Regions from separate parts of the Homo sapiens genome. Here region 1 is linked to region 2. The links are chromatin contacts, found by Hi-C or POLR2A ChIA-PET in ENCODE. All regions are on one chromosome and are shown on one strand. The core of a region is the stretch at or near the end of the contact, and the rest is flanking DNA. Distances in the headings are between cores, read along the strand shown. Region 1 has its middle 37 kb from the start of LINC00222. Region 2 has its middle 31 kb from the start of LINC00222.

Evidence for each region. Hi-C counts contacts between places; a loop is a spot of excess contacts on that map. ChIA-PET counts read pairs that join two places held with the same protein, here RNA polymerase II (POLR2A). Pooled maps may share reads with other maps.
Region 1: a map of HepG2 shows a loop between it and region 2 (3-fold over the local background). The contact joins two enhancer-like sites. A Hi-C loop is called at or near these places in 5 of 168 maps with a recorded cell type or tissue (Caco-2, HepG2, astrocyte of the cerebellum and 2 more) and 2 of 50 pooled maps. POLR2A ChIA-PET finds 5 or more read pairs at or near these places in 1 of 52 experiments (activated B cell).

The regions. Positions count from the first base shown.
Region 1 is chr6:108,712,805-108,716,167 of GRCh38, forward strand. No RefSeq gene overlaps it. Among named protein-coding and RNA genes, the nearest start is that of LINC00222, 37 kb to the right of the region's middle. Within about 2 kb of position 1,412, at least 3 of the 41 ENCODE cell types and tissues checked have a DNase peak (open chromatin) inside an H3K27ac peak, as active enhancers do.
Region 2 is chr6:108,780,803-108,784,216 of GRCh38, forward strand. No RefSeq gene overlaps it. Among named protein-coding and RNA genes, the nearest start is that of LINC00222, 31 kb to the left of the region's middle. RefSeq lists an enhancer at 1,564-1,613. Within about 2 kb of position 1,994, at least 22 of the 41 ENCODE cell types and tissues checked have a DNase peak (open chromatin) inside an H3K27ac peak, as active enhancers do.

The DNA.
Region 1 (3,363 bases), core at 162-2,661, 69 kb before region 2:
ACAACAGGGCAAGACCCTGTCCCCCCCCCCCCAAAAAAAACTGGGCATCTGGGTGGCAATGTGTTCAGTGAAAACGTGGCTTCTTCTGGCCAGGAGAAGCTGACAGCCTGAACTGGCCTTTCTCTGGCCAGAGGGCATTTTGCTCAGCCATGGAAGGCTAACCTAAGAGCAGGTGGGATGACAGTAGGATGATGGGATGGCCAGTGCCTCCCTAACCACGCTCCCCTATGCATGCTGCATTTTCCTTCTCTGCACGCCCACAGCTGGATGGGAGGAGGTGCTCAAGTGTGTGGGAGGTGACCAGCCACATCTGCAGGAAGTTACAGGTGCCCTGGGCTGGGGCCCTGGGACACATTCCATTTCTGGGGCTGGTGCCTCCCATCCAGGCTCCAGACCAACTCCTTAGGGTGCATTTTAAAACTGGTTCTTCCAGCTATTAACCCTGCAGTTCCTGAGAGAACACACACCCAGGTGGAGCTAATTAGGGTGGGATGAGAGATTGGGACTCTAGGAATTCAGTGCCAGCCTCCCCTGCAGGTCACTCAGGAGTGGGGCCTTGATGGGCCTGCTGCAGACAGCTGAGAGCCCACATCTGTCTAATCAGGGCCCCACTCTCTTCAGGCTGCTTCAGGAATAAGTCCCCAGTCTAGGGGTGCTGGGGAATCCTGCACCGTGATTGCTGTGTAATCACAACACCTAAAGATGAAGGATTTGGACAAAGGAGCATTTATTGAGCACTTTGTCTGTGGTACTAGGCCCATTACATTCATTGTTTCCAGCCTCACAACCACCCTGTCATACAATTATGATTCCCATTTTTTTCAATGTGGAAACTGAGGCTCAGAGGTGGTAAGGTGCTTGTTTAAGCTCTCCTGCCTTTGAGCAATTGAACTGGTATCTAAAACCAGGTCTCTCAGACTCCAAATCCTACACGTAGCTGCTTCCCCTTTCAGGTTGATAAAATGATCAACCTGAGCTAGTCTATCTTGCACTGCTTCTCCTGCTTAGAGGTAATTGCGAGTGTTAGATGTTGATAAACAGCAATGTAGTAATGATGTGAACCAGTCAAAACCTTAATCCTCTCCACCTAAAATACGATCACATCACTTCCTTTTTCAAAAAAATCTTCATTGACTTCTCTACTCACCAGATCAAGTTCAAACTCTTTAGCGTACAAGACAAAACACTAAAGAGACTATGACCAAATGCCAAACTCATGTTTCCCTTTTCTCTTTCAAGAATGATGTCCAGTCTGGGAAGGGAAAAATAACCCTACTGAGTTGGAATTGGGGTCCAAGATTGGTGAGAAAGCGCCCAACAAACATGACAGAGTTTGAAGGGAGTCCAGGTCTCCTCACCCTGACCAGTGACTGCTCAGCCTCAGCTGCAGCATGTCGAGATTGCTCAACAGCTATTGTTAATCTTTCACAAACCATAACAAATGTGAGACAGTCCCCAAGGATGGAGTGGGCAAAAGTCCCAGTTTTTAAAAGGGAGAACACTTTAGATACTGCAAACTACAAACCAATAAGTGGGAAGGGGAGCCCCAATAAAATTGTAGTGCATGCTGTTAAACGGTTTGTGCCCCTTACAAATAGGAGCACAGATCTTCGAAGAGCTTCATGGGACTGCTGGAAACAAGTCATGTCAGTGTCACCTCATTTCTTCTTCTAATGGTGTGGCAGGGCGGGTAGATCAGGGAGACGTTGAGGATGTGGTACATCTGGATTTCAGCAAGACAGCTGATAAGGTCTCTTGTGACTTCCTTGTAGACAAAATTGGTTAATTGTGAGCTAGAGGTGCTTTTAAGTAGAACTCACAACCCATTGAAAGCATAAACCTGAGACATGCAGATAGAGAGTAACTCGGAGGAAGTCTCTAGTGGTAGGCAACAAGGCTCAGCTCTGAGCCCTGTGTTTTGGACATTTTTAATCAATAACTTAAAGGGCAGATGACACAGCTTGCCGGGGGTGGGGGTGGTGGGGGGGATTATTAACAGCTTGGATGCCAGAAATAGGATCCAGAAATTTAAGTGGAATAAATGGAAAGTTCTGGACTTTGGTTTAACAAACCCGTGACACAGCTGAAAGATTTTAGCTGACTAAATGCTCAATATGAGTTCATAGGAACCAAGCCACGTTAAGCAGCTCATGTTTCCCCTTTGCCTTCAGGATGCCAGATCCCTCCTTAGTGTCCAGCAGGGGGTCCTCCAGATGTGAGCTGGCTACCAATCCTGTGTCAGGCTGCAGACTTGCCATGTCCTTGAACACCTTTGCACCTCTGCACATGGTCTCATCTCTTTCTCCTGTAGCTCGCCAGCTGAGGTCCTATTCACACTTTCTTTCTTTCTGAGTCAGAATCCCTGTCCCCCAGGCTGCAGTGCAATGCCGTGATCATGGTTCACTGTGGCCTCAAACTTCCAGGCTCAAGTGATCCTCCCACCTCAGCCTCCAGAGTAGTCGAAACCAGAGGCTTGTGCGACCACACCCGGCTAATTTTTTTATTTTTTGAAGAGACAGGGTTTTGCCATGTTGCCCAGGCTGGTCTTGAATTCCTGGGCTCAAGCGGTCTGCCTGCCTCAGGATTCCTATTCACTCTTTACAATCCAGCTCTGCTGCACCCCTGAGCTTCTGGAGATGCCACAGAACACTTGTCTGTGCTCCTTTGTGGCACTCACCACGTTTTGTTAAAATGACCAATCGCCCTCCTTGACAGGGTTGTGTGCTGCTTGAGGGCAGGGGCTGTCTCATTCACGTGGAGGTTCAACACATGTCTGTGGAATGGGTTTCGCTGCCCCAAAGCTGATTCTATCTTTTGCTGTGTTTGCATTGGAACAATGGGCAGAAATGATTTCCTAATTCTGCTTGCATGGGGTAGGTCAGACAACTTGGATGTGGGTTTTAGTTCTGGGTCTTATACTTCAAATGATGCAGGGCAGAGTGATCCCACGCCAGGGCAAGCTGGGTGCTAAAGGATTTAGGCGCTCTATCACAAGAGGAACAGGAAAAAAGAAGGCTTAGGTGGGGATACGAGAGCTGTCTTCAAACATCTGGGAGAATGTCCTGTGTTCCCTCACCGTCTAAGGCTCAGGGACTTCTTCCAGAACAGGATGGAGCCCTGGACACACAACTACACACACAAACAATTGTCACAGAGTGGGAGGCAGGATAAAGTGGTGAGTAACAGCCTGGCCTGAGACACAGGCTCACGCATCTGACACTGGCTGAGCCGCGCACTAGCTGAGTGGCCTTGGGCATGTTTTGTAACCTCCTTGACTGTTCCCTTATCTGTGAAATTGAGATAAATGTACTACCCACTTCATAAAAAGATCAAATGTGATAATACTTGAAATATGTTTAGAAC
Region 2 (3,414 bases), core at 744-3,243:
AGCTTTTCAAGGGAAAGGGCCTAAAGAGAGAAAAGGTGGCGTATCCTCAGCTCTTCCGCTGAGGTCAGCCTACCAAGGAGAGATCAGCTTTAGTTCCTCAGAGACATGCCCAGTGATTCCAGGTGTGTGCAGGAGAGTGGCCAAACAGCTAAGGCAATAAGTCTGTTCTGAAGAAGACTTCTGTGTGTCAGGGGCCCACCTGCCGTGGCCAGGGAGGCTCTGCTCGTGCTTGAACCAGGCTTCTGCCAGGCGCCCTCCACCCACTCCATGCCTGCCCTCTCCACCCACCCCCTCCTCTACCCCCTCCCCTTCACCACCTCCCACACCCTCTTCACCCCTGCCCCTAAACCCCCACCTACCCCGGGGTCTAGTCCTTTGGGGGGAACATGAACTTGGCCTTCTTTAGAGCAGGCTGACCAATGGCTACCTCCATTCAGAAATGCTTGCTGTAACTCAGGACATCCTGTGTTGGCTGTGTCCCAAAGTCCAGGTGAAAATCTCCCGGGCCTCTGCACATCTTAGGAAGGAAGAGGGACCAAGCATCTAATGAGGTCTCTGATCTGGAGAGGAGAAGCACCTTGAGCCAGGGAAAGCCTCTTCCAGCACAGACAAGGCAGCCCTTTCTTTAGTGGGTGTCCTTTTCAGAACCAGGTGTTGCTAAGATTTAAAAGGTATTCTGTTTGCTAATTCAACTGAAATACACACAATCCGCCCCCAGTGCTGGGTTCAACATCTTTTTGCCAAGGCGGTTTTTACAAATGCTGATGAACCACTCCATGTGGCTTCCTAGGCAAGCACATTCCTCAAGCATTTTGACACCGGCTAATGATTTAAAGTCCCTTTGGCTCCATAAACAGTGGAGGCCGGCCCAAAGTGTTGGCTGATTAGAAACCCACTGGGCAGGCTCGCCCAAAAGGGCCTGGGGCTGGGTGAGCGCTCTACCTGGCTTCCCTCCTTGGGTGAGGAGGAGTGGGGTGGAAGGAAGGTGAGAAGGTGGTGCCCCTTTTCTGGATCTCTTGGTTTCCCTTTGACTCTCCATCTAGTATTCTCTGCATACACACACACTCGCACACACACACGCGCACACACATGCACACTCATATGCACACGCACACTCGTCTCTGCCTATGACTGTTCGATATCTTGTTGAATAGGCTCTGTGAAGGGCTGGGGGAGGGGCACATGTTGGAGAGAATGCCTACTTTTACTTCACTCGCAAAGATTCATCCCAAATTCTGTGGGGGTGTGTTGGCAAGGAGGGGAGGCAAGACTAAACAGAGGGGATAAAAACTTGCATCCGCATGATTGCTTTTTAAAAATATGACAACTTGTGAAAGCTTTATTTTCTGTTTATAGTGAAAGGCATTTCTTCTTGCCATTTACAGAGCAATTCTGCAAGAGAGCTTCAGCAAAATTCCAAAACAATCGCATCGAGAGTCGGCACAACGCAGGTCTCCCGACTTTGACTGGTTCCAGACGAAGTTTCTTTTGTCGTTTGCTAGCCTCCAGGGATGCAATCTCTACACTCTCTGTGGGATGGAGGGGGAAGGTGAGTGGAGGGAACATTAAATATTAGGAAACCCGAAGAAAAAGCAAAAGCAACTGCTTTCTCAGGCTGCCCTTCGGAGGTTCGTAGTCCGGGAACGATGAAGGGAGACTGCCACCTATGGGCCAGGTTCCAGGGACGCCCGCACGTGGCGTTCTGCGGGACAGACGCAGTCTTAAGGTAGAAGGGAAGGCGTCTTCATGGGACAGTGAGTCACCGCACACTCTGCTTGCAGGCAGAAGCACTCTTAACTCATTCAGGACAGATGAGCATTTTCCCAATTTAAAGGACACTTTTTTTTTTTTTTAAACAAGAGTGTGATCTTGTAAGCCAAGTTTTGTAATACAAACAAAATAATGGAACTGACACCCCAGGACCCACCATTTAAATTAAACAGATGTTCAGTTCAGTTTGGCTGCTAGGTTCCACAGTGGGATCCACTCCAGCACTATACCTGAAATTGTGTGGCTGCTTAACAAAAATGAATCAGCATAATGAATCAGAGATAAACATCCTCTTGCCGTGCCGTCCCAGTAGAAAAGCAACAGGATAAATAACAATTGGGCAAATATCAAACCCATTCCAGCAGATGCCTGTGGGTGGGGGCAAGGGAAATGAAAGTGGAATCAGACACAAAGGGGAATATAAAAGGAAGCACAGTTGTAAAACTAGAGAGGGACCTCACATACAGTCACGGTAATGGGATAAGAACTGAGGAGTATAATTCAATCACCTCTGCTCCCAACGTGAAAAAGAAAAGTTATATGCTTTGAGCTTGGCAAGTGGGAGACGGCTACTGTGTTATAATGGTTCCAATGGTATCATACAGTTGTCCTTTGATATTTGAGATCTATGTGTTCGTGAATAGCAAATCCTATTATTCCCATTGTCTTCCATTATAAAATCAGATCTGCCACACAACACCTATACGATACTGGATTTAGAGTAACCAAGCAGTCCCGACTCCTGTTGCAGAGAAGGGAGTGGTGTAGGTATTTGTGTGTGCATTTTTTTGTCTGAGTGTGTGTACATGTGCATGTATATGAAAGCATGTGTGTATGTATGAGTGTTTAAAAAAGGAGCTCAGGAAGGATTATGGTTCTGTCACTCCAAACCAAAGGAGATTTAAGGTCCTCTGCCCAGCATTGTAGCACCTAGAGAAAAGCTAACCCTGTCCAGGGAGGCATCTCCCCTGAATAGGCACATGTACTGAATAGGCACACTGCCTTCCAGACCCATCAGAAAGGCAGAGTTGGGCTGTAGAGTCTTCAACAGAAATCAGCAAGTAAAACTTGGGATGCTAGAATGGTACTGTACTTTCAGCAAGTGGCAAAGGAAACACAGGAAAGAATCCAACAGAAGCAGGATGGGGATTTTCTGGGCAGACTAGTAGGCTGGGTGAGGGAGAATAACCCAGTGTTGCACTCTATGTATAATCCACATTTTGTTTGCCCATTTTGCTCCTGAAGGACCTGTAGGAGACAGGAGCTAGGCCAGAACTGTTCTCTTAGCCCCACCAACTAAGGGTTAGTAGCATCAGTTCCTAAGTGAAGAAGAACTGGCAACCGATACCAGAATCCATCGAATGTCCTTTAGGGTTCTTTATACATAAAAACATAAATAGTGCCAAATTCTCATTAGTAGCTCAGTTGCTCTTTAAAAAAACACTCCTTTTATCTTTTATGAAGTGTAAGTTCAAGAGTCTTTCTAGATGTTGTAATATTCGGACACCTGGTTTAGGAGGCCTCTCTCTCCCCCCTTCATATATGTGAACCATAACCAGGAAGATCTGAGTATCTTTAACGTATATTAGTAAATTATATATACTATCGTTTCATGTACTTTACATTTTATGTAAATTATATTGT